Regions from separate parts of the Homo sapiens genome. Here region 1 is linked to region 2. Evidence: chromatin loops called from intact Hi-C (ENCODE). Cell type or tissue: ovary. All regions are shown on one strand. Each heading gives the region's core, and the rest is flanking DNA. Links, peaks and the distances in the headings are about the cores only. Region 1 overlaps AFG1L (AFG1 like ATPase). Region 2 has its middle 36 kb from the start of SEC63.

Region 1 (5,380 bases), core at 90-5,089, 530 kb before region 2:
TTATTCAATAAATTAAAGAGTGAATCAGAGAAATGAGAACTATCTACTGCATTCCCAAAGGCCAGCTTGTCCTAGGACTCTCTGGAGTCTTATCCCCAGCCCCCAGGTGGATAATGAGAACTGGGAGACTCCAGAACTGATCCAGTCACTGTAGACGAAACCGTAGAAACATGCAGGACAGGCTGAAAGTCCTGGGATCACCTTTGCTCAAACTGCTCCTGTCTTCAGATTGTTGGATTTGCCATTCATTCCAATAACTAACCATTCTCCAAGTCCTGTCCTGCACTGATACTTATCTTGAACCCTTTCTCCATCATGTAACATGATTCTAATGTCTATCCCTTCTTTTCTGTTCCCAACATCACTGGCTCTTGTCGACTGCCAAGGGGCCAGTGGCAGAGTATTAGAGTACTGCAGCTGTGTGAGTGCCTGAGACAGTATCACTGCAAAAGGTGTAGCACTGCCAGAAAATATTTCAGTGTGGAGGATTGGGTTGGGTAACTATTTGAGACACACTGAGTTTACGCAACATTCAAAAGGAGAGATCCAGTAGGCAATTGGAAGTACAGAACAGGAGACTGGTGGAGTCAGGGATGGGAAGACACACTTGAGAATAACTGGCATCGGCTGGTATTTGTTGCTATGGACATCAAGAAAAGAGTGTGAAAAAGACGTTATGTGTGAAAGTACTTTGTATAATATTGGGTGTTGTTTTTTATAATCGCCATTTTTATGTGGATCCAAGAAAGAACTTAGATGGTGAGAAAAGGAAAAGGAACCAGAAGCTTTCAGAGAAGGAGGAGCTGAGACACAGGAGGAGAAGCTAAAGAAGAGAGTTGCAAGGTTGGGGCTGGGCTGGCAAAGTGCTTAGGGCTCAGAGCAGTAGGCAGCAACAAGGATGACATGAGGCAGTGGCTAGGGGGTCTCAATGGGTAGACTGGCTACCATCTTCTCCTGTATTCAAATTCCCATCCAGCTTGGCCCCACCCTTCCCATGCTTAGCACCCCCTCTCCACTCCAGTTGCCAATACCAGCTCTTACCAGTGGGCTCCAGTGGGCACATGGGAATCCTTCATCCCATTAGCAATAAACTCAGCCTTGTCCAAGGGTGGTCCAGGGACCCTTGAGGGACCTGTGACTCTTAGTGAGTCCATGAGGTCAAAGTCATTTTCCATAAAACCACTAAGACATTATTTACCTTTCTCACTCATTCTCCCACATGCACACAGTTGATTTTTTCAGGAGCTACATGATGTGTGATATTCCAACAGAATCTGTCTGTATTTTACTAAACCAGACATTGGCAAAAATTTAAAACAATGCCACTTTTCTCACTAACTTGTTTTTTGTTTTGGAAATGCTGTTACTTTTCATAATGCTATTTAGGTAATATTTCATGTGCTTATTGTTATTTTTAAATGAATTAAATATCTAACAATTTCTGTTTGATTTCTAATACTGGTGATTATATATCCCACCCACATAAAAGCTCTTTGGGGTCTGCAAGCATTTTGAAAGTGGAAAGTGGGGCCAAACGTGGTGCTCATGCTTATAATTCCAGCACTTTGGGAGGCCAAGGTGGGAGGATCACTTGAGCCCAGGAGTTCGAGACCAGCCCTGCCAACATAGCCAGAGCCCATCTGTGTTTTAAAAAAAATTTTAAAAATTAGCTCAGCATGGTGGTGCATATCTGTAGTCCCAGCTACTTAGGAGGCTGAGGTGGAAGGATCACTTGAGCCTGGGAGGTCAAGGCTGCAGCGAGCCATGATTGTGCCTGGGTGACAAAGTAGGACACTCTCTCAATTATTGTGAAGATTAAATATTTCAAAGTTTGCCAACCACTGATTCCAGTTCTTTGCCATCACATATGGGGTTGTGCAAAACAACACCCTTGTGCATACCCCTACACCCACATCTTTCCTGTTCTAGCCTCAAGACCCACGATGACTTTAAAATGGGGGCTACTATTATTACTACTACCAGAAGGGCTGCAGAGCACAGGGTCGGGATCCAGAAGACATATGCTTACTCGATATGCTTGTGAAACCACTTACCCTCCGAGTGCCCCAGTTTCCTCATGGGTAGTAGGATAATTGCATCTCCCTTGCAGAATTTGCTGTGGACGACGGATATGGTAGGAGCAAACGATCCTTCCGCCTTGGCCTCCTAAAGTGCTTTCTAAACTAGGAAGTGCTGCGTGGTTAACTATTTTGACGTTGTTAGTGTGGGTGGAGAAGAAAGGCAGAGGAGCCTTGGTCCCCAGGGAGGAGAGGGGTGGGCTCTGGGAGGTGACTTTGTGTGTGCCAGTGTGCTGATGACCTGGGCTCCAGGAATCATAGCAACAGCCTCTGCTCCCTGGAAAGTGCCGTGGTCTCTGCATCAGGCGCCCAGAGTCAGGACCCAGCTGCAGGCAGGGCTCTCTGTGCGTACCGGCTGTGTAGTCACAGGCAAGAGCTCCACGGCCTGCCTGATTGGCGGTGATCAACCCTGCTGCACCTTAGAATCTTACAAGGAACATTAACAAGTGCTGATGCTGGGGCCCCACATCTGACCCACCATACCTGACCCTGGATGTGGACCTAGGCCTAGGAATGTGTAGCCTTGAGAACCACTGGCCTTTTTTTTTTCTCCTGTCAGTTCATCCTACTGACCACAAGATGGTGCCCTCTTTCTGGGAAATCTTTGATGTTCACCAAACAAGCAACAATTCATTTTCTGTATTAATCCTGAAAACATGGATTTGAATTTAACAATCTTCTCCAGCATCTCATTAAGCCAGACCCGTGTGCTCTTGGTGTCTAGCCATTTAATGCGTATCTTTTCCCTTCTGTTAGAAACCAGTGGGTTGGAATGTGTCTTCTGTTTTGCATTCCTCAAAAGGCTATAACACAAAGCAGAAAGTAGGATTTATGATCATAATCATTAGTATCAATAACAACTGATGTTCGTTTAATCCTTTGCCATTTGCAAAGCGCTTTTCACCAACAATCCTCATAGTAACTCTATGAAATGGGCATTATGATTCCCATTTATAAGATGACACAACTGAGGCTCAGAGCACTATCTTGGTCGAGGTCACAAAACAATAATTAGCAGAACTGAATTTTCCAATGCCAGATCTCAAGCCCTTTCCACTGCATCATTAGAGACCAGCAATCAACCACCGGGAACCCAGAAAGTACAGCCCTGAGACAGGAAAATTCTCGGGACGACATCCAGAAAGCCCCCTAGGCAAGCAGGTAAGACAGACTGATGGCTCCATGCAGCACAGACGAAAGGTCAGTGGACAGGCATGTTTGACTGGACCGAATGACCAGCTAGGGCAACAGATGTGAGGGTCCTAGTGAGCTGCTGGACTGAGTCAGTAGACACTCGACAAGAGGGCAGATTTTAACATTTGTAATTTTCTGTTCCAGAAAAATGAACTGCTATATGCCAATAGGGAACATTCATCTTAATTCTGACTGTAAAAGAAGTTATAAACTCATTTCCAAAGAAAATCCTTTCCTACCAGCAAGTGACTTCTTTTGAGATTAGTAAATCTAATAAAGGTAACTTACAGACTTGCTGCAAGACAGATTCCCGTAACTGATCAAGAACCCAAATGTCAGGGACCCAGGCGCCCAATCCTTCTGCATGTTTTTAATCTCAGATAAAGCAGCCGTCAAGTGTAGGTTCAAGTTACTTGGACCAGCAATACTGTTTTCAGGACAGAGGCAATGAAATGGAAAATTTAATACGTTAGCACTTTGCTAATTTTATTGACTTCGGTTATATCTTAGCAATTCATTAATCTGTTTTAGCTGTTTTCTGTGTCTCAGCTTCCCTGTCTATAAAATGATTATAATGGCACCTATCTCATAAGACTGTTATATGGATCAAAAGAGTTTATTTATAAAGCACATAGAACCATGCCCAGGACACAGAAAACATCATGTGTTTCTTAAATAAATAAATGGATATAAGCACATCCACTTATTTTACAAGTGAAATTTTAATTTTTTTCAATATTCCAACTAATTTTAAAATTATGTCATTTGCACACTTATAAGTACAGGAAATATACTTTAAGAAGATAAAAGTATTGCCTTATTATTAAAATTTGAAGTCCCACTGAAAATGCATAAATTTGATTAAAATAATACTACAGTCTTTTTGGCCTCAGAAATAGGTTAAAAATTACTTAAGTCCATCCTGTTTTTCATCTCAGGATTAGTGATATCAGCAAATAAGCTCATACACTGCCTAAAGAAATATGAGAAGTGATAAGATTTTTCTTTTTCTTCTCTAAAGAAAGTTTTCCTTTTTCTCCGCTTGACCTCTGTTAAGTCTGGGAACTAGTCATCAGTTTGGAGAGCACCCTTGGCACATGATGTTTTCTCCTGACTCTAAAGACATCCCCCCGGTCTGTGTTTTGAATTGAGCAGGAGCTTTCCACAGCAGTACTCAGCTCAAACCTCCGTCTCAAAGTATACATTTAAAGCATTTCAAAAAAAGAGCATTTGCTGAGAGACTTCTATGGAGAAAGACTGGAATGCTGAGAATGTAATAGGGGCAGGGCTCAGAAGAAAGACATATAAAGTGAAATGTTGCTCTCCAATCTAGGGGTTGTTTTTCATGTTGGCATTACTTTTCTTTTAGTAGAGCTACCATACTGTTTCCTAGTGATGGCTATTCTTGAAGACTTGGGTTTTTTTCTTGCATGCTATTTTATGAAACCAGCTTTGGAGATTTCCAGCCACCATGGAACTCCCTCCCCTCCAGAGATCCAGCCAAAGCCTTCTAGCCCCACTTTCTGCATAAACCCTTCTCCCAGCTCAAAGAGCCTCTTCCACTGCAGCCAATCCCAGCAGGCCCCTGGAACTGGGGAAGGAGATTGCGGATTGGGGGCACAGAAGTGGGCACATGCTCCAGTTACTTAGGTGGAGACTGAGCTACAGTTTTTTTCTCAGGGTTTAAGTTCTTTCGTACCAAAATGACATTATAGGGAAGCTACACTGAGAATTACATAGGCTTCTATGCGTTTGACCAGCACCCCAACTAACATTACGTGATTGTTTCGATGGAAAAATGAAACTTTATTCCCAATATCTGACCTCAGATGAACTTTTATAACATAACTTGACAGGGGGACTCTTCTACATACACTCACACTCAGGGACAGGTCTGTCTATCGGTCATACTGTCCATCTATCTGTCTGTCCATTCACATGATTTTTTTAAAAATTAAGATACAGAATAATTACCAAAGGAATGTGAAAAGTAAAAAGCTAAGATCTAAAGAATAAAGTTAAACATTTTATATTCACTGAGTTCAAATCAATGGTTCTGTTGTGAATTTATCTTCAACTTCATTCACTGAGTTAAATGAATCAATTTT
Region 2 (5,380 bases), core at 67-5,066:
ACTCCGAATCTTTCTTTTCCTGTTTACTCACTGAAATTCCTAAACTATTTCTAAAATGGTATTGCTCAGCCTAAGGAAAGGAAGTCCAGGGCAGTTATTTTTTATTTTTCAGATTCACTCTGTTATTTTGTATTGTATAATTTGCTCACGAGAGAACACACCCATTTTAAGTGTGCAATGCAGAGGATTTTAACAAATGTTTGCATCTGTAAAAACACCACGACAATCAAGACACAGAGTAGGCCAAGTGCAGTGGCTCACAATTGCAATCCCAGCACGTTGGGAGGCTGAGGTGGGAGGATCACTCAAGCATAGGAGCTCGAGACCAGCCTGAACAATATAGGGAGACACTGTCTCCACAAAAATATTTAAAAATTAGTTGGGCATGGTGGTACACTCCTGTAGCCCCAGCTACTCAGGACACTTAGGTGGGAGGATTGCTTGAGCCTGGGAGGTTGAGAGCAGATTCGGCAGCATAGTGAGACCCTGTCTCCACTTAAAAAAAAACAAAAACAAAAATAAAGCTGAGCATGGTGGCTCACGCCCGTAATGCCTATAATCCCAGCACTTTGGGAGGCCGAGATGGGAGAATTGCTTGAGCCCAGGAGTTTGAGACCAGCACTGGGCCACATATGAGACCTTGTCTCTACAAAAAAAAAAAAATGTTTTTTAAATAGCTGGGTGTGGTGGCATGTGCCTGTGGTCCCAGCTACCTGGGAGGCTGAGGTGGGAGGATTGCTTGGGCACAGGAAGCCGAGGCTGCTGTAATCCTTGATCAAACCACTGCACTTTAGCCTGGGTGACAGACCGAGACCCTGTCTAAAAAAAAAACAAAAAACAAAAAACTAGAGCATTTCCATCATGTCCCCAAATTTCTTCATTTCCCAACAGCAATTTGATACAAGAGGAATAGACTCTAAAGTGTCCATTTTAAAAGGATTTGCTTCCTTAAATCCAACTCATGCCTCTGTGGGCAAATTAAAATGACTTTATAGTACATCACTTAATAGTTTCTTTCCAATAGGTCATGTGTAATGTCTACTCAACATATAAGTTTAGTTATAACTGTCATTTAGGAGCCTCAGCCTTGCCTTCTGCCCTCATCTTGAGAGATGGCCCAACCACCTTTCCAAAGTCACTTCCCACTTCTGAACCCTCAGCCATGACTGTACTTTAAATGCACCATATTCAATAGTCAACACAATGCAACATCTGTGCATTTGCTCACGTGAAGTCCTAGCCTGGAAAGCTCTTCCTCTAGGGGCCAGTTCAATCCCTGCCTCTCTGAGAAGGCTTTTTCATCCAACTCAAACTTTTAGAGATCCCCCTGTCTCCAGAACATATGTGTTATACACTGCCTGGCACACATTGTTAGCATCGTCAGATTAGTGTCTCACGTGTGTCTCTCTCCTCCACAACTGGACTGTAAACTCCACAGGGGCAGGAACCTCCCATCGCCCCAGCAGTGTCCAGGGCCCAGTGAATAGTCGCTGAACGGCTGAACCCATGAGACTTTCCCTGGAAGAATATGTTATGTTCGAATAGGTCCCAAGTCACTTCATCACTCACAACGGGTAACTGGATGTAGATCTCAATTCTGCTTACAAAATTAAGTCTGCAGAACAAAGGCTAAGTTTCTTTCTTTCTCTTTCTTTCTTTTCTTTTCTTTTTTCTTTTAAAACAGGGCCTTACGTTGTCACTCAGGCTGGAGGGCAGTGGCTCCATCTCAGCACACTGCAGCCTCAACCTCCTGGGTTCAAGCAATCTAGCTGGGACTACAGGTGTGTGCCATCAAGCCTGGCTAATTTTTGTATTTTTTTTTTGTAGAGACAGGGTTCGAACCACGTTGCCTAGCCTGGTCTCAAACTCCTGAGCTCAAGCCATCCGCCCACCTTGGCCTCCCAAAGTGCTGGGATTACAGGCATGAGCCACTGAGCCTGGCCAAAGGCAAGTTCTTTGGTCCACTCTACACCTCCTCTCTTCCCCTTCCTTAGGAGATAAACTCTGTTATTAGATTGATATTGATATATACATTTTCAAGATCTTTATGTATATGTATGAGATATATGTGTATATATATACATATACACATACACAGCAAAATGTGGTATTGAAATAAGATCACACTGTACAGGTTGTTTCACACTTCCTTTTTTTATTCAACCATATTTTCCAGAAACAATAGTCCCTGCCTGAAAGCTTGACTCCCAATCCAATCCATCCAATAAATGGAAACTAGGATTCTACAGTATTTCCAAAACACAAATTTTTTTTTCTCTTTTTTTCTTTTTTTAGACAGGGACTCACTCCTGTCGCCCAGGCTGAAGTGCAATGGGATTATCTTGGCTCACTGCAGCCTCCACCTTTCTGGGCTCAAGCAATCCTCCCACCTCAGCCTCCCGAGTAGCTGGGACCACAGGTGGCACTGTGAAGCCTGGCAAATTTTCGTATTTTCAGTAGAGACGAGGATCTCCCTATGTTGCCCAGTGCTGGTCTTGAACTCCTGAGCTCAAGGAATTCTTCCACAGAAAGAAACCTCGGCCTCCCAAAGTGCTATGATTATAGATATGAGGCACTGTGCTCAGCCATTACTCATCTTCTTGTACCCATGCCTAGTAGTCTCTGTAATCCTTAAACATTCAGTTATGAAATGAATGGACTCAGACAGTGCATTTGAAATATTTAACTCTGACTTCAGCTGACCCCCCTCACCATTCTATTCCTGTGTTGTCTCAGTGTGTGTCCTATGCGTTCTACCTCAATGCAGATATCAGAGTCCCTTTGAGCTCCCTGAAGAATATACTCACACCAAAGTATTAGTAAGCAATGCAGATTTTTACTGCCGGAGTGAAAAACAAAAAGTAGTGGTGGGGAGGGAAGGGAGGATTGCAATTTGACAGTATAATTCACTGTTATTTTGTTGCCCAATAAAAGGGTCATACTCTTTCATCCAATGAAAACACTTTTTTTTTTTTTTTTGAGACAGAGTCCTACTCTGTCACCCAGGCTGGAGTGCAGTGGCATGATCCCAGCTCACTGCAATCTCCACCTCTGGGGTTCAAGAAATTCTCCTGCCTCAGCCTCCCAAGTAGCTGGAATTACAGGTGCACCACCATGCCCGGCTAATTTTGTATTTTGTATTTTTTTTTTTTTTGAGACAAGGTCTCGCTCTGTCACCAGGCTGGAAAGCAGTGGTGCATTCTCGGCTCACTGCAACCTCCACGTCTCGGGTTCAAGTGATTCTCTTGCCTCAGCCTCCCGAGTAGCTGGGACTACGAGTGTGCATCACCACGCCCGGCCTAATTTTGTATTTTTAGTAGAGGTGGGCTTTCACCATGTTGGCCAGGCTGATCTTGAACTGCTGACCTCAAGTAATCTGCCTGCCTCAGCCTTCCAAAATGCTGGATTATAGGCTTGAGCCACTGCACCCAGTGAAAACACTTTTTCTGCAACTGAATTCTAGGAGAAATTTACTACAAGAAACCTTATGTAGGGACACTGGTTAAGATTACAGTGTTCTCAGTCTCAGTTCCGAAAATATAGAGAAACATTATTTAGATGGATATTCCTGATATCACCCCTACATAAAAGCCTAGGTAATGATATTCCATTTTAAATTCAGTGAAGACTTTCCAGGGGGAGTAAAGATAATATAGTTTGGATACGTTCTTTTCTGATAATATAGTTTGAATACCTTTTTTTCTGATTATCTAATGACCCAATGTTGATAAATATATTGCATATATGCTGATCCTCTGAGCTGTCACACCTGTGGCAGACATGACTAGTCAATCACGACAGAATTTCCCACTGAGCCCAGACGTCATAGATCTCAACATAGCATCCACCACCAATGATTGAAATTGGCGTATATGATGAAAAGATAAAACCCCTGCCATCGGCCGGGCGAGGGGGCTCACACCAGTAATCCCAGTACTTTGGGAGGCCGAGGCGGGCGGATCACGAGGTCAGGAGATCGAGACCATCCTGGCTAACACCGTCTCTACTAAAAATACAAAAAATGAGCCGGGCATGGTGGTGAGTGCCTATAGTCCCAGCTACTCAGAAGGCTGAGGCAGGAGAATGGCGTGAACGCGGGAGGTGGAGCTTGCATTGAGCAGAGATAGCACCACTGCACTCCAGCCTGGGCAACAGAGTGAGACTCTGTCTCAAAAAAAAAAAAAAAAAAAAAAAAAAAATCAAACAACAAAAAAAAAAACCCTGCCATCCTGGAATATATTGATAGCTTATTTAATGTCTGAGAGGCTTTTGTGTATGGAGAGTAATGCTCACTACTCTTTGGGCTTTGTTCCATGCCAAATTTATTAATTTTATGAATTTGTTAAATTAACGTCTCCTTAAACAATTAACACTCGTAAGTATTCAAACTACTTATAAGAGGAACCAACCCAAACTTAATAGGTTTAAATAAGTTAAATTTCCCTAAACATTTAAACATTTACCAAAATTTATTTAACTAAACTCTTCTAATCATTTAATGAAAATCCCAAGTTCAATCGGAGTCTCTCAAATGCTCTTTAAACACTTTAAAGAGCAGACAACACACACAAAATCTCACAATAATTACAAAACTGCATATTTATACTAAAACTGATTAGAAAAGGCTAGCGGTGAGGATTTAAAGGTTTTCTTTATGCTTTTTTTTTATATTTGTTTTTACAGATGAGGTTTCACTATGTTGCCGAGGCTGGAGTACAGTGGCTGTTCACAGGCTTGATTATAACACACTGCAGACTCAACCTCCTGGCCTCAGGGAGTCCTCCAGCCTCAGCCTCTTGAGTAGCTGGGACTACAGGCACTTGGCTCTTTATGCTTATCTAATCTAATTTTTATATCTCCCGAGACTTACATTTTTGCGTGTATATAGTGAATGCTGTGGTGTGCCATTTAGATCCTTCTGCAGGACTAAGGCACTCATTCCCTCAGGGGCCAAACAGCTCATAACTGAGCCCCTCCCAGAGCAGGGTCTCTCTGCCAATGAAAGCTCCAAGATTATGCCTCCTGGTGGGTGGGGGTGGGGGAATGTTACATTCAATGACTTGTCCATAAGAGAGAACAAAGGCCTGGCCCCTTGGCAGCAAGTTGAGACATCTCTGAAGGGCCACCCCAGATTCACAGCAATCTGCAAGGTTGGCTGAGACTTTTGTAGTGATTGCATTGCAGTTTACCTTCCCCCACCACCGAATCCTGCTTTCCTTACCACCCATCATAGATGGTGAACCCCAAGAGCACTTCCCAATAAATCTCCTGCATACAATCTCAGAATCTCAGAGGTTGTCTCCCGGGGAACCTGAGCTATGACAGTGAGGTTGTAGAAATATTACTATATGTAGCATATGGTGAATATTCTATTCACACT

Evidence for each region. A loop is a pair of places that touch in the nucleus more often than their neighbours do. Peaks named below come from ENCODE experiments on the same cell type or tissue, not always from the same donor. Only the 100,000 strongest peaks of a DNase experiment are listed, where the experiment ranks them.
Region 1: a loop joins it to region 2, with 4 times the contacts of the local background. A loop is called at or near these places in 40 of 110 quality-filtered maps.

The regions. Positions count from the first base shown.
Region 1 is chr6:108,524,144-108,529,523 of GRCh38, reverse strand. It overlaps AFG1L (AFG1 like ATPase), which reads right to left. Exons shown (of 13, transcript NM_145315.5): 13 at 3,523-5,380. Among named protein-coding and RNA genes, the nearest start is that of FOXO3, 34 kb to the left of the region's middle. In ovary, for the core only: a CTCF peak has its summit at 2,674 (motif pointing right); a DNase peak (open chromatin) is centred at 2,460.
Region 2 is chr6:107,991,959-107,997,338 of GRCh38, reverse strand. No RefSeq gene overlaps it. Among named protein-coding and RNA genes, the nearest start is that of SEC63, 36 kb to the right of the region's middle. In ovary, for the core only: no CTCF peak of the experiment used is centred there; no DNase peak of the experiment used is centred there.